Regions from separate parts of the Homo sapiens genome. Here region 1 is linked to region 2. The links are chromatin loops, found by intact Hi-C in ENCODE. Cell type or tissue: endothelial cell of umbilical vein. All regions are shown on one strand. Links, peaks and the distances in the headings refer to the core of each region. The heading gives the core; the rest is flanking DNA. Region 1 overlaps TSPAN9 (tetraspanin 9). Region 2 holds the start of TSPAN9-IT1 (TSPAN9 intronic transcript 1).

Region 1 (10,207 bases), core at 1,341-9,340, 120 kb before region 2:
CCAGTCTGTGTAGTCAGTGACACCACAGCATCGCATCTGGCCAGCAGGAATGGAAGGGGCAGTCAGACATGCCATGGCCCGCCCCTTCCTCCCCAGGGCCTTCCCCTGCCCAGGCCAACCCCAGTCCCCGCAAAAGTGGCCACCCTGCAGTTAAGGGAGGAGACAAAGGGCTTGCTTCTTGTCCCTTCTTTGGGCTTCAGCCGGGCCCACTGGAGAAGTGAGTGAGCACTCCTTCCTGGAGACCAGAGCGGGAGAGGGCAATGCAGCCCACCCCTCGGGCTGGGCCCCTTGGCTCAGCCCTGTGCTTGCCCACCAGCACCTCTGCTCTTTCTGTAAACCGTCCCAAGCTGACTGCCACCCAACCCCCTGCCGGCCCCTCCCCAGGGCTTAAAATGGGAGCATCTGGGACTATGGACTTGTTCTCCTCCTAGAGCCAGGGCCTCCTCACCTAAGCCAAGCCCCATCATGGAGGCAAATCTGTTGCTAAAATAAATTCAGTCATTCATCCCAAAGCTCAGCCACAGCTCTCTCAGGCCTGCCCCTCCTGTATCCTCATCCCTCCCTGGCTGTACCTTGCTGTATCACATCTGACTCAGCAGTTCAGGCAAATGCCCCCGTGGGTACCACTCCACTCCCGGCTAAAATCCAGAAAGCACAGGTGCCCGGCCAGGTCACCGGGGAAGGCAGCTAGAAGTACCGGCCGCCACCCCTCCTCCCTGCCTGGCCCCACCAGGGCGGCCCAGCCCGCACCTCAGCCTGGATGATGTTCCAGGCGTTCTTCAGCCCCACGTTGTTCTCGGTGTGGTACAGCAGCAGGCCTTCCTTCAGGTCCTTCTTGGCGTTCTCGTTCACCTGCCAGGCGGAGGGACACAGTGAGACGGTTGGAACCAGGACGCAGCTCGTCTCTCCAGCCCACCTCAGGTCACCCAGGATGGTGGGTGACAGATGAGGAGTGAGGAAGGCAGGGAAGGCAGCTGGTCTGGAAGGCCCTGCCCACTGGGGTGGGGGCCTCTGCTGGCCCAACAGAGGTGCGGGGTTAGGCACACACTCCCAGTTTCAGAATACAGCAGGCCCTGGTGCACCCACCGCCTCCCGGCAGAGCTAAACTCAGGGCCAGGGCTGTAACACCCAGAGGCAAAAAAACACACCACGTGCCTCCACTCCCCCATCCCAGGACCAGCCACACACACAGGCCACTCTGCCACCCCCGCCCCCCACTACACAGCTTCCCCACAGACTGCCCCTCTCAAAACACACCCTGGGAACTAGAGGGAGGAAGACAGGTCATGTGACCTTCACCTCCCTCACCGCTGTTCTACCCGATGTTGAACAGCAGCATCTACTCATGGCGCTGTTGTTAGAATTAAGGGAAACAATTCTCATAAAAGGGCCAAGAACAGGGCTGGCACAGAGAAATCTCTCAACATTGTTCTTTCTTCCTTTTCACGAGTGCAAAACTAAAAGATTATTCTTTCTCATCCTAACGATGTCTCTAACTTTCAGTGTGGCTCAGGCAGCTATTTCAAGAACTGCTCCTTACACAGTTCTGGAGTGCATGGTACCAAAGGGCCTGCCACGCCCCAAGAGACTGAAATCCCGGCCAACCTCGCTCTTGACTGCGAACTGCCCAGCCTGGCGAGGTTACAGGGGGTCACCCACCATCCTCCTGAACCCAGGAGCAGCGCCCGTCCTCAAGGGCTCTAGTGCAGGAAACAGAGCTTCCCTGTGCCTCAGTCCTGCTCAGCCAGCGTCGCCCAGAGAGTTCCTCCTTGTTTTTCATGGTTTGCTCTCAAATCACCCAGCCCAACCACCTGATGAGGTCTGAATCCCTTCTCCAAGTAGCTTAATTCCTTCCAGTGAGAGGGAGCTCACTAGCGCCAGAGGCAGCCCACTGCCATCTCTGGTCATGCAGAGGATTCCACTTCCTGGAACTATACAAAGTCAACTCTCCCATCCTCCAAATTTGCCTGCCCCATGCTGCCCCCATCAAAACCTTCCATCTGCTCTTTCCTTGGTAGCTTTCCCAACCCTTGGTTCCATGTTCCTTTCTGCACAGGTGCTGCTTGCCAGCACTCTTCCTCTGGCCAGGGAAGGGACCCTGGCCTGCTTGGCCCAACTCTAAGGGCAGTGACATTCCATATGCCCCCTCCCATCTGGTAAGGCTTACCTTGTCCATGTAGACAAAGAAGAGGATGAGTAAGATCAGCTCTGCTAGGAGGATGACCAACAGGACGATGAAAAACTGGAAAGGAAAGGGCCAGGCATGGGTAGGTGGTAATGGGCAGGGCTGAGGACAAGGAGGGTGTGGAAGGCAGGGACAGGCGGCGCCTAGGTGGGGCTTCCCAGGTCTGGGAGAAGCCAGCTCCTCCTGAGGAAACCCAGATAGCTAGGACAGAGACATAAAGGAGCTGACTAATCAGGGAGTGGGAGGGACAACCAGGGGTAGGCATAACCAACCATGAGGAGGAGGGGTGTGGTCAAGCCTAGAACGTTCTAGAAGCAGTTTCCCTGGGCTCAGGTTGGACACCCAGGTGGCTAATATTCCAGGTCTTGCCTGTCCCAGGGGTCCAAGTGCAAGGAGATCAGGAGTTGGAGGGGCTGGGGATTTGGACAGAACTTACGCTGAGGAGGAGGCACTTGTTTTCCTTGATGGCCCCCAGGCAGCCGAGGAAGCCCGTCACCATGACAATGGTGCCTATGGCAATGACCAGGTTGGCTGCAGACAACGAAGGGAAGCTGGGGGAGAAGGTGGCAAAGTTGCCTTGGGACACGGAGAGCCAGATGCCCACTCCCAGCAGCCCACAGCCACAGAGCTGGAAAGGAAGGAAAGCCCATTAGCCTGGCGCTGCTCTCACATTCGTCCATGGACCTGGGAACAGTGCAGGTCCCCACCCCATGCTCTGAGACACAGACAAAGTGAGAACCGACAAGGTGAGAACGGGACTACCGTTGGGCTGCAGACCCGAAGCATGTCGGCTGTGTGACCCAGACAGTCCCCTAGCCTCTCTGTGCCTCAGTCTCCCCATGTGACAACGGAGACTGTGCCAGTTTCAAGAGCCTCCCAGGTCATTCTGAGGATGGATTAAACCACACAGAGGCAAAAGTGCGTAACAAATACGTGGAAGGTACTGGACACATGTGAGTGGTTAGGTTACTCTGCATGATAGAGAAGAGGCCCCAGTGTCCAAGACGGAGGCCTGGTGAGAGGGGAGAACTGGGGTCAGGAAAAGCAAGAAAGACTTCATCTCTGGAGGTGGGAAGGGACCCTCGGAGTCGGGTTTCTTGGAGCCAGAACTTCCAGCGACTGTGTCCTGTTACTCTGACCCGAAGGGCCATTTGTCCACTGGAGTCTGAAGAACAATTTCCCACAGATGGAGAAAGGAGGCAGTCATCGGCTGGCTGGGGGCCTGGCCAGTGTGCGGGACGTGGGAGTCCACGGCTGCCTTCACCACCCATCCAATAAGCTGGCCTCTGGCATGATCGGCCCCCAAACCGAAAAGCAACTCTCCCCAACAGCACCCCTGGGGCTGCCGGCGCCACCAGCTCCACCTGGGGAAGCTTCCATTTCACCGGCTGCAAATCTCCACATCTGTCTTATTTTATGCTCGATATAGCTGGCACTCCCCGACTCCCTCCGCCAGCTCATGGGAAGTGTGCTGAGTCTGAGGAGCCAATCAATCAGTGAAACAGTATTTACTGAGTGCCTACAGCATGCAGTGTGCCATGCCAGAAAAGCTACAACCACTTTAAAGACCTGTTTTCCAGGGGCCTCTGTTCTGGCTGGATGGGAGCAATCAAAGTGCAAAATCTACCACTCCCAGGTGGGATGGACTGGTGCCCAGTCAACGCTACGGGCGCTCAGAGGAGGCAATCACTGTCGCAGTCATGGAAGCCAGTTGAAGGAGGCAGTCCCTAAAGGGTGGGTGGACTAGGGGCAGATGGAGGACGAGAACATTCTATGCCGGGTGAAAGTGCAGGTGGTAAGGGCTTGGGAGTCACAGACCCAAACAGGACTCCCGGCTCCAGCTTATCCTGGTGGTGTGAGCTTGCAAACCTCTCGTATGCAGAGTGAGAATATCATCCCCTTCCTATTGGACTGCTGTGAGAATTAGATTGGAATAAGCTACGTGAAGTGGGTGGCCAGCTCCGGGCACTGCTTGCTGGAAAGGCACTTCCCGGGCAGCTGTTCTGTGCCAGGGCCTGTGCAGACTATGCTGACTCCAGGAATCAGCCCAGCCCCTGCTCTCAAGCTGCTCTGGTTCCTGGGAAGAAACAGAGGCTCAGGGCTGAGACAGGGCAACCCGCAATTAGGCAGGGTAGGGATGCCCATGGGAAGGTGAGGGGAGGGGACAGACGCCTCCCTGAGGAAGGGCATCTCCTTCGCTTATTCCTCCACAAACCCAAGTGAACACCTGCGTATTCAGTGCCAGGCCCTGTTCTCCAAGCTGGGGAGACAGTGGTACACCTCACTGGCAAAGACCCTGCCTTCACGAAGAGTAGATTCTTACAGGAGACACTGACCTTATGTAAGCAACAAATGACGTAACTGCAGTTGCTGACATGCGCCACGAAGAAAAATAAGGCAATGTAAAGAGCCAGAAAATAACTGGGGAGGGTGTGGGCAGCGAAGGTGTCTTGGAAGAGGTGGTGTTTAAGCAAAAACCCAAATAAACAGGGGGAGGGAGCAACATAACTATCTGGGGGAAGAACGTTCCAGACAGAGAGAACAGCAGGTGCAAAAGCCCCGGAGTGGGAAGGAGCCTGGCCAGCCAAGGAGGAGCACGCTGGCCGTGTGCTACAACAGTGAGTGAGGTGACACATGGTAGGAGACAAAGCAGGCGGGGTGGCCGGGGGCCAGGCCAGCTGGGACCTCGCAGGTAAAGGAAACGTGCAAGTGTCCTCAGTGTGACGGGAAGGTCCCAGAGCTGGAGAGTGACATGATCTCACTGAGGTTTTCAGCAGATCACTCTGGCTGCTGTTTGGAGAAGCGACCGCGGGAGGGCCCGAGGGAGGCCAGGAGAGCAACTGGGAGGCTGCTGTGATTAGGCTTGGGTTTGTGGAGGAATAAGAAGGAGATGCCCTTCCTCAGGGAGGCGTCTGTCCCCTCCCCTCACCTTCCCGTGGGCATCCCTACCCTGCCTAATTGCGAGCCTCTCTTTCTTCCCAGGAGCCAGACCAGCTTGAGAGCTGGGGACGACTCATACCAGGAGGCTACGGAGGAGCGGTGAGAAATGGTCCAATTTGAGATGTTTTGAAGGTGGCATTGACAGGCCTTGCTGGGCTTTGAAGAATGAATAGGATTTTGATAAATGGGGAACCAGAAAGGTGTGCATGAAGAAAAAGGTAGGAACAGACACCGCCACGTATTACTAACCAAGAGACAGTGCAAGGAGCTGCAGGGGGGTCCGAATGATTTACGTCCAGCAGCTGCCTGGGTCCTTCACACTGTGGAGAGTGGGCCTGTGCCTCCTGTCCCCTGGCGCAGCCCCACATGGAACCACGTCAGGGCTCCCAAAGAATGGGCACACTGAGACCCACAGCATCGCCCAACTGGGCCATCACAAAGCTTCGCCAGGGAACGGGGCTAGCCCCGCCTACGGCCACTAGGTGGCGCTCCAGGCTGGTTCAGAAGCTCTGGGTTCGCCAGCGATGGCTGAAACTTTCATCCAAATAGTCACTCTGACTTTTCTTCAATCTGGTCAGTTTCTATGCTGCCGTCTCAATTTTTCTTTCATTAATCATACCATGGAGAATTTATGATCTTCATGCTGAAGATTTATGGCTCTAAAAGCCAGACCCTGGAATGAGTAAGCGGAAACCCCACTGCCGCAGGTACTCGCTGCAGGGGAGCTGCAGGGCGCCCCCACACGCTGCAGCTGGAGACACGCAGGACCCCAGAGCTCAGAGCCCGGACCCTTCTCGGGCCTGGAAAAGTTCTCAAAGCACAGCCTTCTCCTGAAGCGGTTTCCCACTGTGGGTGTACCTGCAGCGGGGGGCCCCTTCCGAGCCCTCTCTCCACTTCCCTCCTGGGATAAGTGCTGGGATGCTCAGGTACCTCTACCTAGGAAAACCTCTTAGGTCAGAAACTCCAGGACCTGGTCACCTCTCTTCAAACTGGTTCTCTGACTTCACACTCCACATCCTTTGATTTGGTCTTGCCAGACCCACCTGGGAGCCTTCTACCTCTCAGGGAACACAGCTGGTGCCCTGTCCCCAAATCTGCTTCCTTTCCCATTTCCTGTCCAAAGTCCTCCAGGCCCCCAGGAAAGATCTGCGGCCTACCCTACGGGGGCGCAGTCTGGACTGGAAGGCTTCCTCTCCAAGCCCTCAAACCTGTTCCTGCCTCCATCACAGCTCCCGCCTGGCACAACTCCACGCATGGTGCACGTCTGCCCAGTGAGGAGGCCTGTGCAGTACAGCGGGTGCCACGCACATCCCCACTGCCACGCTCCCATCCTCAAGGGGCTCCTGCCGAGATGAGCTCTCTGCTCCCATCTTCTGATGGCCCAACACTAACAGAGCCTCCCGGCAAGAAGAAAACACAAAGGTCACGCCTCGATTTTCCAGGAAGCTAAGCGGGGGGACAAGGAAGTCCCCAGTCACACTGCTGGGCTGGGACAAAACCTTGGTTTCTGGCATTTGGTGCAGAAGCCTTCACTACCTGCTCCCAGGGGACCTCCGACTGACAGGTGACAGGCACCAACACTGGGCCTTCGCCACAGGTCCCATGTCCAGATCACGGCCCCCACTGCCCTCCCTGCCCCTGGCCTCTAGTTTCCAGCCCAGCCTGCATAGAGCTGCCTGATTCTTTTCCTAAAATGCCTCTCATCATGCTGCTCCCTAGTGTGACCTTAAGATTCTTTAGCTCTCGGAGGCCCAATTTCCTTTAAAACTTGGGATTTGGACGAGATCATTTCTTAGGTCCCTCTGGCGCAGTCTTAGCCGAGTCTGAGACATGGTGCTCTCAGCCCTCAGCCCAGTGGTTCCCAATCAGGAGCAATTCTGCTCCCCAGGGAACATGTGGCATGTCTGGGGACGTTTTTGGTTGCCACAATGGGAGGGGCTGCTCCTGGCACCTGGTGAGTAGAGGCCAGGGGTGCTGCCAAACACCCCGCAGTGCACAGGACAGTCCACACAGTCAAGAACTGTCTGGCCCCAATTGTCAATAGAGTTTGAGAAACCCCGCCCCCTACCCTATCCCCCCACGCCAGGCACCCACCCTTGGGCTGCCAACATCTTGAGAACAGCCATTGGAGAAAGAATCTGATGTGTTCCCTCCAGCGGTGGGGAAGGGAGAGCCAATGACAGCGATATGCCCAAAGATGCCAGCTGGTGAGCTGGGGACAGCCGGGGCTGAGATCGGGGAGGGAGCAAGGGCAGGAGGGAGGAGGTGATGGCAGAGACAGGTTGGCCATGAAGTCTTGGTGAGCCAGGCCTGCCCCGCACAGGCAGGAGGGCAGGAAGTCAGGAAGCTGACCTCTGAAGCCAGTGCAGCGGGCAGGGAGAGGGTGCGGCAGGAGCAGGAGAGGGAGGTGCAGGGCAGGGGAGCCGCCTCTGGTGGAGGGAGCCCAGCACATAGCACAGGAAGGAGGCAAGGCCTGTCTGTGGTGGCACAGCCAAAGCTCAGGGCCGGAGAGCTTAGCTGGTGGCATTTGGGAAAATTCCCTTCCAAAACCAGGGGTTTGTCTCAGCTGAGATGACTGAGCTATAATCTAGCCCACGATGGGACAATCTGGGGTGAGGCAGGGTGACTCAGGGGATTGGGCCCCAGGCAATGCTAGCACCAACCCGCAGAAGGTCACCAGCCACTCCTGGTGTGGTCCAGGCCTGATTGATGCCCTCCCCGGAGCAGGTGCAGGTCCAGGGGCCAGCCTGAGTACCAAGCCTCCCCTGCCCCTTCCCCAGCCGAAGGCATTTCAAAATAACTTCAAATCAGGGCTACAAACAAATCCACATCCAAATTTGAGAAGACGAATCCCATCCTTACATTTGCCAATGGCCTCCTTGAGGGCCAGGATTTGGGTCTGTTGTTTTTGTGGTTAAATCCGCAGAGCCTAGAGCAGGGCTGGCAACGCCTTCAAATCCCACAGGGCGATCTGGTCTGGGCCGTGCCCTGACTCCGGAGGAGGGAAAGGGTGCAGGCCCCCAGCACAGAGAAAAGCCTCAAGTCATCAGGCTGTATCAGGATCTTCTTTGTCACCAGGGGCCCATCCACAATACGCGCAGCAGGTAAACTGAGGCCCAGTCAGGCTATGGCCATACAGTGAGCCCACACTCCAGCCTCACCTCATTTGTTAAGTCTTGTAGTTAGCTAATATCCCCACGGTGTCTTCCTTGTCTTCAGTTTGAACCATGCTGACTGTGGTTTAAATACAGGCTTCTGCCACGTGTCGTTACGTATGTTTCACGCAGGCATCCTATTTCTCTGGGGGTGAGGGACACAATTCCCCCTTCGGGCTTCCCCGTCCTGAGCTTCTCCACCCACTTCCATGCTGCTTAGATCCTAGGGGCAGCCACTGCCCATATCTCATGGGTCCCATCGGTCTCCCACTGGTGGGAGCGGCCCCTCGCCAGGGATGACTCCTCTGCCAGCGCCGGGCCCACAGCAGAGGACACACCTAGGACCTCTCAGGCTTCTGTGTAGACTTGCTGCCTACCCTCACTAAACACACACACACGGCCGGGCGCAGTGGCTCATGCCTGTAATCCCAGCACTTTGGGGAAAAAAAAAAAAAACACACATGCACTTCCAGGACCCAGGTTTGTGTCTTATCCATTTTTCTTCCATTGTAGGGCCCAGAACATGCCTGGATTACTAGATAAATATTTGCTGGAGGAATGAATAAATGAATGAATGATGGGGATGGATGGAGGGGCCTGAGTGGGCCATAGCTGGGGAACAGGACCAGACCCAGACATGCAAATCCTCCTGAAAAAGCAGCCTCCTCTTCACCCCGTCTTCCCCACTCCTGGAACCCCCAGTGCCCTCAGGTTGCTCCCACCTCTGCTGCCCTATTTTAATCCCCACTGCCTCATGTGTCTGCAGAGCCCCACAAGGCACCTGGGCTTCTGGCATCAGATGTCACTGGTGGCCCCTGACCTGGCCCCCCTGACACCCTCATCCACTTTTTGCTTGCAGGAAATTTTCAAATGCTAGGACTGAGTGCTCCCTAATGTTTCTATGAGCCAAGGCCAGGCCCAACATTTAATGGCATTTAATAAATTAGTGGATGTGGAGAATTTTTAAAAAAGAAAAAAACCAAAACAGCTTTAATTTCACAGCCTGACATGCTGGCTAGTAATGAACCTGCCTGGCTCTGGAAGAAGCCGACCTGCCAAGAACTTCATCATGGGGAGCAGAGACAATACATCGGTGCCAGGAGCGCAGCCGCTGCTTTGTATTTCAGACACCCCTTGCCTCCAAGGGCCCCCGCAGCTCATTCATTCTCACAGCCATAAAGGGAGAGGCAGGAGGGGCAGGGAAGGCAAGAGAGCAGACGATGCCTCCAATTCTGCATGGAGAGAAATGAAGGGACAAAGTCACAGACACATCTTTGCTGAAGTCACCCAGCAGGTAGGAGGACCACAGCACCTTGGAACCATGGGGTGGGATGCAGCCACACGGGTCTCCCAGGGGCTGAATGCTCACCATCCCACAATGCACTCCATTCTTCTTTTTTTTTTTTTTTCTGCATACCTCTAATCAGCCAGGAATTCTTTCTTATTAATGCAAGAATCTACTTCCCTGTGGCTAACATGCATCAATCCTAGTTTTGCCCAAGAAGCCCACTAAGAACAAGTAAAACAGGCCTGTCTCAAACTGAAAGTTAGGCTCCAGCTATGGTAGGACCCAGCTCTTCCCCTCCTACGTTCTGAGCTCTATACTTCTAGTAATTCAGCCTAAGGCCCCATTGGCTTGAGTGGCAGCCATAGCACAGTTTAGTCTCACACTGAGCTGGTGCATAACTTCAAGCCAGATGGCATGATTCCTTGGTCATTACTGTTGGACCCCACACTTTCTCTCAAAGCCTCCAATTCACCTTCATACCTTCACTTTGCAGCCCCTAATCTCACCAACTTACAAAGGTGTCAGGGAGATGACACCCATATTTTTGTGCCTAATTTTCCTCCAAATAAACATTACATAAAGCATTTGCATATCTACAACCCAGTTACATTTTGATTATACCAGAATGGGGTTATTCTC
Region 2 (10,207 bases), core at 1,435-9,434:
CAGGGAAGGGGAAAGAAGTGTCCCGGGAATGGAAGAACACGGCCTACAAGGTCTGGGACCGTGGTTCCAGTCCTGGCTGTTTCCCTTGTGACCTCCAGCAGGACAGATGACCTCTGTAGGTCTGTTTCTTAGTTTACACTGACAGCAGTAGCAGCTGCTATTCACTATTCAATGTCTACTATATGCCAAAGACTATTTTAGGTTTTCATCCCTTACAAAATACCCAGTGAGGCAAGCATTGGTCTCCCCATTTTACAGATGGAGAAACTGAGATTCAGAGGCTAATGAGGTTCGTCAAGGTCAGAGGGCTAAGCTTGAACCCACATGTGTCTAGCTTCAAAAACCCACATTCTTAAAATACACCACATTCAGGCTGGGTGCAGTGGCTCACGCCTGTAATCCTAGCACTTTGGGAGGCCGAGGTGGGGGGATCATGCGGTCAGGAGATTGAGACCACCCTGGCTAACACGGTGAAACCCCGTCTCTACTAAAAATACAAAACAAATTAGCCGGGCATGGTGGCGGGCACCCGTAGTCCCAGCTACTCGGGAGGCTGAGGAAGGAGAATGGCGTGAACCCAGGAGGCGGAGCTTGCAGTGAGCTGAGATCGCGCCACGGCACTCCAGCCTGGGTGACAGAGCGAGACTCCGTCTCAAAAAAAAAAAAAAACACCACATTCAGCCTGAATTAAGTGGAAATAATAAAACCTGCTCTGCCCTCTCTGGCCTGTTTCTATGAGGCTCAGCGGGGGAGAATTTGTACTCAATACTGCAAAGGTACTGTCCTTATCAATACTATAGTTACTCAAGGTCAAAATGCAGTGGCCCTCAAGTTCATCAGACCTCACCTCAACCTTAGCTCTCAGCCCTTGCCCCCTGCCCTGGGCCCTTCTCCTGCTCCACAGCCTTCCCAGCTAGCCAGCTAACCCTCCCATTCATCTCCAGATTCCATTCAACTCTAAGCAGGCCGGGAGTGGTGGCTCAGGCCTATAATCCCAGCACTTTGGGAGGCTGAGGAGGGCAGATCACTTGAGGTCAGCAGCTCGTGACCAGCCTAGCCAACATGGTGAAACCCCATCTCTACTAAAAATACAAAAATTAGCCAGTTGTGGTGGCGCATGCCTGTAATCCCAGCCGCTCGGGAGGCTGAGGCAGGAGGATCTGGGAGGTTTGAATCTGGGAGGGGGAGGTTGCAGTGAGCCGAGATCATGCCACTGCACTCCAGCCTGGGTGACAGAGTGAGACTCCATCTAAAAAAAAAACAAAAACAAAAAAACAACTCTAAGAAGCAAAGTCCAAGTCTTGCCTAGATCCCAAACTCCAACACCTCCCCTATCAAGAAGACAGGAGATGCCTCTATCAGCACCCTATCTCCTGGCCCCCCGACTCCCCACCTGCTGCCCCTCCCTCTCCCAGTCCTGGAGGGGGCTACATGGAGGGAGGACACAGATAAAAGCAAAAGGCCCAGCACTGGAAGGCAGCTTGCTTTATTATTCACAACGAGATCCGTCCTGGCCCTGCACAACCTTCCGGGTCTTCAGTACCATTTTCCCTTCCTCTCAGGGAATCATCAAATGCCAAAGGTGCACCCAGACCCCAGACACACTTCTCAATGCCGCTGACACAGGCTGGGGAGGAGGCTGGCCTGTTATTAACAGAGGAAAACTGGAGCTGACATTGTCACTGATCTGAAACCTCCCAGCTAAGAAAAGCTTTGTTTTTTAAAGAACTAATAAATAACACTGGGTGTTTACTTCCCTAGCAAGTCGTATCTCTTAAGTATCACTAGGCTCATACGTCATGGCTGTCATCCGGGAAAACCATGGAGCAACGTCTTCAAGTCCTTTCGGCGTCCTGAAGAGTTCAAAGCACTTCAGACAGACTCCCCTTTATCTCCCCCTAGAGATCTCGGAGGGGAGGAAGAGGGGGCCCTGGCAACTCCGCCTCCAGTGTGCCTACAATAAATACTTGCTAACTGCCCAAGGGGGACAATTTTCCTCACTGCGTGATGGGAAAACGGAGAAAAGGAAATTTACTCGGCACCCACCTAATCCAGTCTTCCCAGTTCCAACTCCATGCTTCAAGCCGTCTCTCACTCAAGGCCTAACTCCTCCCAAAGGGACTAGAAAAGGAAGACGTGGTCTTGCTCTCGCTCCCTCTTTATTTTTTTTTTTTTAAAGAGACAGGGTCTTGCTCTGTCATCAGGGCCACAGTGGCATAATCATGGTTCACTGCAGCCTCAAATTCTTGGGTTCAAGGGATCCTCCCGCCTCGGCCTCTCAAAATGCTGGCATTACAGGTGCGCACCACCACACCAGGCCTGGAAGATATGGTCTCTTCTAACAGCTATTCAGGAGAGGCCTCCTCGTGCTGATTTCCTAAAAGCTCAGAACACGATCAACAGTCTCTGCCCAGCATTCCCGGAACAGCCCGCCTTCGGTTTCACTTGCGTAGCCAACTGTGTTATGCTCTGTGTGTGAGCTGCCTCTCCCACACCCCATGATTTTTATTAATTTCATCACTTTATGCTCTTTATATTCCCCAAAGTGCCCAGCATAACACCCTACCTTTAATACATAAAGCAGGGGTCACAAGCTGGTACCCCCAGACCAAATCCAGCCCACGCACAGGTTTTATTTGGTCCGCATCACGTTTTAATTTTTTTTTAATTAGCTGCCAATAGTTAAAAATTAGGAGATTTTACCCAAAAATCAGAAGTTCAAATTTTCCTTGAAAAATGGAAGATCTAGGGAACCAAGAGAACCATGTAGAATGCTTAACTGTTACAGACCACTGCCCTTTGAGAAATTCCAGTTGTCTCTGTCCTAGCTAGATCATGTCTGTAGGGGGCTGGAGAAGTCGCTAGAAAAGGGGCTCACTGTGATCACGTTCAACCACTGGCACCCTAATGCCATGTAGTGATGACTGGGCATGCAGGCAGTCATGGAATCATGGCAGGTCCATGTGAGAGGCAGCTCAGCTGCTCAGGCCTGGAGTGCAGATGCTCACAGGACCGAAGTCAGGCTAAGTATTTACTTAAAACAAAAGAATCATGTCTCCCATTTGTACTTAAGCACTAGCTCCTCTTTTGCACGGCTGAACATGTGCATCATGTTCTATGCTGGTCAACCTGCTGCAAAACAATGAAAGCAGGACGCTGAGGAAAAGGGAGGGAAGGAAGAGAGGGAGGAAGGGAGGAACACGCTGATGGGCCCACAACCCTGGGCTGTTATCGCTCATCTGAGTTTGCAGGCTTGCATAAAGTTGATTGAATATAATTGAATGGGTGAGCCCACGGTCATTTCAGACTGCAAGTTCCCTAAGGGTGCGAGCGAGACCTATTTCTCTTGCTTTGAATGGGGTCAGATGGGGAGTGCACTTAGGAATTATTGAATGAGTGAAGCAACATACGCAAAATCTATGTACCAGGCCAGCGGGCTTCGAAGCTGGAGATAGGATAAAAATGCAGAGTGAACAGCCTTTAAAGCAGGACCTCTGCTACCTGACTGCCTTCCCAAGGGCAGTGTGTGAAAACAGACTTGGGCCAAGATCTCAGCTAAACCCTGTGGCTGCTCTCAGGCACCTGACTTCCGGCTGGTATTTAATAACCCAGAATGAGATACCTCATTGCTCTAGGAAAGAATGCTTGGCTTCTTGAATTGTCCTAAGGAAATAACGCAAAAGGGGGAGCAGACAGCTAGACAGAGAAACAGATAGAGATACATCCACAGACACACACACACACACACACACACACACACATATATATATAATACTAATATATTAATGTATTAGTGCAGTTTCTACTATTTAGGTAAGTTAAAATTGTGAGCTGCACATTCAACAGTAGGAAAGGGGAACAGACAGCTAGACAGAGAAACAGACAGAGATACATCCACAGACACACACGCACACACACACACACATATATATATAATACTAACATATTAATGTAGTAATGCAGTTTCTACTATTTAGGTAAGTTAAAATTGTGAGCTGCACATTCAACAGTAGGAAAGCGAAACAGACAGCTAGACAGAGAAACAGACAGAGATACATCCACAGACACACACGCACACACATATATATAATATTAACATATTAATGTATTAGTGCAGTTTCTACTATTTAGGTAAGTTAAAATTGTGAGCTAAACATTCAACAGTAGGAAAACGGATAAATAGGAAACATTTCCTATGTAACCACTTGAAAGTGTGATGATGATGATCATAATTGTGATGATTATGTAGCTTATAGTAAAATGTTAAAGAAAGCAAATAGAATGCAAAATTCTTAAAATGTTAAAGAAAGCAAATAGAACACAAAATTCTATCTACATTATTGACTATAACCATGTAAAAAAAAATTATGTTTGCAAGCAAATACAGACTGAAGGCATCATGGAAAATAAAAAACTGATTTGTCATGATGGCAGGTTTGTCAGGTATTTTATACCCCTATTTCTTTGATTTGTGTTCCTATTATACGGCATTACTTATATGATAAGTATTTTTTTAAAATGCCCAATAGCTCCTGACCCTGAAATAAACTAGCACATGATGATAAGGGCTAGGCAGGAAATGTCTGCTTTGTTCAGGCCCTTCCGGGACTGCCACAGGGGTAAGGCACAAGGAAAAGGTGTCACAAATCAGTCTGAAGAGGGCTTCAAGGAAGGCCTGCCCTGCACCACCACCACCACCACCACACCCCACACACGCGCAGGCGTGCACGCACCATAAAAGGAAGCTCAGCGTTCGCACTGAGCACAGATGCCGTCCTGGGGCCCCCACCCGTCAGGTGTGTGTGCGCCTCTGCTGCTCTGTCATTTCTGCTGTGGTTTCAGAGTCCCTGTCTTCTGATGCAGCATAAGAAAAGAAGGGGGCTCAGCTGGGCGTGGTGGCTCACACCTGTAATCTCAGCACTTTGGGAGGCCAAGGCGGGTGGATCACCTGAGGTCAGGAGTTCAAGACCAGCCTGGCCAACATGGTGAAACCCCATCTCTATTTAAAAATGTAAAAATTAGCCGGGCATAGTGGTAGGCATTTGTAGTCCCAGCTACTTGAGAGGCGGGGGCAGGGAGAATTGCTTGAACCTGGGAGGCGGAGGTTGCAGTGAGCCAAGATCGCGCCACTGCACACCAGCCTGGGCAACAGAGCGAGACTCCGTCTCAAAAAAGAAAGAAAAGAAAAGAACGGGGCTCTGACGACAGCCTCTAGGCTAGAAACAGCCAGTCCAGCATTCTCCCCCAAGACTGTCCTTCCCTCATTCTTTTCAATACATGTTTCACTGTGTCCATCGCTGGGGACACTCAGGAACTAGATCTCAGGGGAAGGCTGCTTGCCAAGTGGGGGCAGGTGTGTCAGAAGGACAGAAGGACTGCCACAGGACCTTCCAAAAAGAGGGGCCGGTGGGATGCCAAATCCCAGCCCACCCTGGCATCAGGCCAAACCCTGTGGCAGGTGAGGGAGGAGCTGGGTGCCAGGATCCTGCTGACAATCAGGAGGGCTGACCCCGCAGCAGCCTCCCTGGTGGCCAGGCAAGGAGGGCTGGGAAGTGGCAGCTGCTTCCCTATGAGCTATGACAGAGGGGGGTGCCTTGGAAAACAGGAAGCCCTCCTTGCCTTACCTCCTTCCAAGCTGGTCAGACTCCCCAGGGAGAGATTCCCCGCCATGAATTCCCCAAGGGAATGAGAGCTGGAGAGGAAAAATTCCTCAGAGTTGTCTGCGCCAAGCAGCAAATCACAGCCCCCTCCAGCAGGCATCCCATTTGCAGGAAATTTACTTACGCCTGATTGTTGGGCTTTTACTTTTCAATTCCAAAGATCGGCTGTGTGTTTTTTTTGTTTTTTTTGAGGTGGAGTCTCACTCTGTCGCCCAGGCTGGAGTGTAATAGCACGATCTCGGCTCACTGCAACCTCCGCCTCACGGGTTCAAGCGACTCTCCTGCCTCAGCCTCCCGAGTAGCTGGGAGTACAGGCGCACACCACGGTTGTTTTGTTTTGTTTTTAAGAAAGGAAAAAAGGCTGGAGGGAGCAAGGAAGGGAGAGAGTAAGAGACATTTCACGTTGGAGGCTGCCCTATTCTGTTTCATATCTGGGTTTAAGGAAGAAGACCCTGGAAATGGGCGCCATGTCCCACCAAGCATGGGCGGGAAGAGGCAGCCAAGTCTTGCAGGCCATTAATCACTGAGGGGGCATGCGCAGCCCCAGTGCCCACCCAGCTGGTGGCATCTGCCTTGAGGGGAGGTGGGAGGGCAAGGCTGGAGGGGGCCGACAGGGGCCAAATGTGAAGGCTGGTGGCAGGCAGCCGGCCCCTCCTGTAAGCAATCCCCACCACAGGGTTATATCCAGGCACTTTTTCCTGTGAGAAAAGAATGGGAGGAATGCAGCCCTGCCATTACCCAAATCCACCCCACCACGGGCTTCGTGCCCAATTACATACAGTGCAGGGGAGCCCTCCCGAGCCTGGAATCAGAAAATCCGCCTAAGAAATGCAAACTGGCAGCCAGAAACTAGCAACATAGGTAATGCAATATGAGAGCCTCCCTTAAAGCCAAATACACATGCATGCATGCACCCACTCACACACATGCACACACGTGTGCAAACACAAACACACACATGCTCTGCAGGCGTGTGTGACTGACAGTGCACTACAAACCACATGGAAAGGTGGCCAGAAACACCGCTGGATTTTTATAGCTCTTCAGGGACCTGATCTCCAGGAAGTGCTAGAAATTGCAATCCAATTGTGTCCCTGGCTAGCGAAGCTGGCTGGAGGCTGGGGACGCTGCAGAGGGAGGAAGAACTTCATTGGGAAAAAATGTTGACAGAGTTTAACGTTGAGCGGAAGGACAAAGGCTTGGATGAAGGGGCCTTATGAGAAATGAGGCGTTCTGAGTGCTCTAGCAATTTGCATGGGGCTGTCAGGGAGTATTGAGTTAAAAGGCACAGGACAGGGGAGGGCTCCCCAAGGCCAGGCCAGGCGTGGGGTGAAGAAGGGGCAGCATTCGATCTCCTGCAGGGCCTGGAACTCAGCACCCTGAAATCAGCTCGTAAGTGGGAATTAGCTAAGGCAACCCCCAGCTAGAAGGAGGGCTCAGAGAGTCTGAGGCCCCAAAAAGCATACTCTCCTCACTTAAGACACCAAATACAACGGCAGAGAAGAAAAGCTGGCATTCATTGAGCACCTAGCATGGGCCAACCATACCATATCTCTAATTCTAAGAACCAGCAGCAACGTGCGTATATATCAGCCTCAGCATGTAGACAAGAAACCAAAGATTCACACCGGGCCACAGACTGAAACCAAGACTGACACCATGTCTGCCTGCCACCTGCAGAGCCCATATATACTACAATCCATTTAGGGGTTTTATGACACAGATTTTTCAAAGGAAACCCTCCCCATTCCTGCCCCCCATCAACAAAATACTAACTCACTGTGCGGCCTTAGTCAAGCCCCCTAATCTCTCTGGGCATCAGCATCAAGTCAGCTATGTGCCCTATTCTGTTCAAATACACATAAAAAGGGTATTAAGCCTATAACTGGCAGAGGGGCGGAAACAGACCGAGGGAGGCCGAGACATATTCTCTGAAGTCCAGCCAAATGTAACGGGCCCAGCGGGCATCTCCCACACCTCACCTTTCATGCTACATTGTCACTGCTGGTGCTGTCTGTCTCCCAAACTGGACTGTGCCCTCCCTGAGGGAAGAACACTCCACCTAATCCTGCCCACACCCCTCTGCCCAGAGCTGTGTCTGGCACGCCATGGGCGTTCACTACATGTCTGCTGGCTGGATGAATACATCAATTAACAAATGCTCCCAAAGTCAGGCATACTTCAGAGAAAAGCACTTACGAATATCTGTTCAGCAAGGGATTTCTCCTCAAAGGGGCAAACCTACCTTTGCATCAAAATCATGTGGGAAGCTTTTCGAAATACAGCTTTCTGCCCCCGTTCCCAGAGCTTCAGACTCAGAAGATCTGGGATGGGGGCCCAGGAGCCTGAATTATTGAAAAGCTCCCCAGATGTCTCTAACTCCAAGCCAGGTCTTGAATCACTGGTGGCTATTACTTGGCTAACACCCATCCTGTCCTGTGTTGAGATCAGATAAAGCTCAGAATAAAAACAAAATAAGTGCCTCTCCCCTAGGGCCTTTTTTCCAAAGGGCTCAAATCAACTCTTTACACCATGATGCTGTTGTCTGTTGGACTGAGACAGGTGGCAATGCTTCTCCATTCTTCAGGCTGGCAAACTGAGGTCTGGCCAAGAAAGAGGACCACTTCTCTCTTTGCATCTCTCTTTAGCTTCTGAAGAATGCAAGGTTGTTAGAGACTTCAAGGACTCTGCTGAATTTCAGGTAAAAAAGAGAGAAGAAGGCAAGGCATGTATCTGGCTGCAGAAAATGGTAATGCCAGGATGGGCATCTCCCTCCTTCCTGCCACACTTGGAGGACAAAATACACCCATCCTTACAGCTCACACTCCCCAAGTCCAGCCCCTACACACAGGGCCTGACCATCATCAAACCAGTAAGCCGGAAGAAACAAAGACCCCATCTCCCTACCCTGGAGGCAGGTGAGGAGCCCTTCATTTATTCATTCACAAAAACTACAGCAAAGCTAAGAAGTGCCAAAAGAACTTGTTAGATGTAGATGAAGGAAGAATTCGACCATTTCTATTCTTTTCAATAAAACACTGGCCCTCCCAGAGAGACAAATGGCGGGGGGCTGAAAGCTGAGCTACCCACACCCCACAATTTACCCAGGATCCAGGAGGCAGCCACCACCCTCCCCTCTTCCCTCAGCAACTGGAGACCTCCTTAGAGGCAGGAGCCAAAGTTACCTCGGCCAGGCACGCCCGAGAGGCCCCCTCTTCTCCTCATCCCCTCCTCCCACCCAGCCTTGGACGTGACTGATGGAGCTGGGACAGCTGCAGCCGTGGGGAGGCTGGGAGGTGGACAACAGCTGGATGGGGCAGTCCCTCCCCCGCCTGGGCAGCTTCCCAGCCGAGCTGGAGAGGATGCAGAGACTCAGGTCTCCTCTGAGTGCTGCTCTGTAAGGAGTGGAATATGAGCATTCGGCTCCACTCTGACCTTGCTCCCTTGTCCCTCCTGGTCCCTTTCAGGCAGTCGTCTCTGGATTCCACAAAGAGCAGGGCCACTTGGCAGTGTGGTCATGTGCACGCTCTAGGCCCTGGAGCAGACAGCCCCACACAACCACGGCCACGCTCCCTGCCCACGTTCCATACCCTGCCAGCCACAGCCCCACCGCTGGCCACCTCACAGGCCGCAGGTGCTGAAGGAGGAACCCCAGCATCCTGAACCCAGCCCGAGCTGCTGGAAAGGATGCCATGAGCTGGCAGTGTGGGTGTTGGCCTGAGAGTCTGAGAAATTCAGCTTGTGACTCTGGACTGACTTGGGACCAAAACTTGGTTCCACTAAAATGCCCAATGGCTTTGATTTCCAGTTTCTCTGCAATTATCTGCTGCAAAATGAGGCAGATAATTTACTTTACAGGGTAGTTCTCAGATTCTGGTCCAATGTATGATGGGCCTCAGTTTCCTTATCTGTAAAATGAGCAGGCTACACACTAGTGCCTCAGGTCTCCTCCAGCCCCTATAGAATCCATACAGTGCTTTAGCCAATGGCCCTGGGATGTATGCCCTTCCTCCCTTTCTTTCAAAGGAATCACTGCTCAAAATTCCTTCCCTAGTTTTGCGCTTTGTCTCCAGGATGAATGAAGTGCTTGAGACTTCTCTCCTCCTTCTCCCCTATCCAGACCCTCCACTCAATCTCCAAATGTACCCAGATTAGACTTGCAGGAGCCCATCCTTTATCTGCCAAGCTGTGCCCCCCGACCCACCCGACTCCACATATGTGTACACCACTCACACAGCTTAGTAATCTCTTACTAAGAACAAGGCACTCACAACGCACCTCTCACCAAAGGGCACCCACCAGTGTGAGCCAACACTGCAGGTGAAAACTACTGGTCTAGAACAGTACCGTCCGACGTGGCAGCCACTAGCAACATGTGGCCACCTACATTTCCATTTTAAGTTAAAACTGAATAAAATTTAAAATCCAGCTCCTTGGGGCATTTTCAGTCCCATTTTCAATGCTCAACGGCCACATGTAGCCGGTGGCTACTGTACTGGGCGGTACAGAACAGAACACTTCCATCGTTGCAGCACTGGGCTGGCTGG

The links. Hi-C counts contacts between places; a loop is a spot of excess contacts. Peaks named below come from ENCODE experiments on the same cell type or tissue, not always from the same donor. Only the 100,000 strongest peaks of a DNase experiment are listed, where the experiment ranks them.
Region 1: it touches region 2 in a loop (3-fold over the local background); 7 of 110 quality-filtered maps call a loop at or near these places.

Annotation. Positions count from the first base shown.
Region 1 is chr12:3,271,027-3,281,233 of GRCh38, reverse strand. TSPAN9 (tetraspanin 9) reads right to left here. Exons shown (of 9, transcript NM_006675.5): 4 at 2,622-2,813; 5 at 2,168-2,242; 6 at 751-852; 7 at 1-36. Among named protein-coding and RNA genes, the nearest start is that of LINC02827, 24 kb to the left of the region's middle. In endothelial cell of umbilical vein, for the core only: a CTCF peak has its summit at 5,604 (motif pointing right); a DNase peak (open chromatin) is centred at 5,613.
Region 2 is chr12:3,147,565-3,157,771 of GRCh38, reverse strand. The region is part of intron 2 of TSPAN9 (tetraspanin 9); the gene reads right to left. TSPAN9-IT1 (TSPAN9 intronic transcript 1) reads right to left here and starts at 7,975. Exons shown (of 2, transcript NR_046833.1): 1 at 7,906-7,975; 2 at 6,296-6,787. RefSeq lists enhancers at 5,904-6,717, 8,581-9,126. In endothelial cell of umbilical vein, for the core only: no CTCF peak of the experiment used is centred there; DNase peaks (open chromatin) are centred at 3,241, 4,581 and 5,651.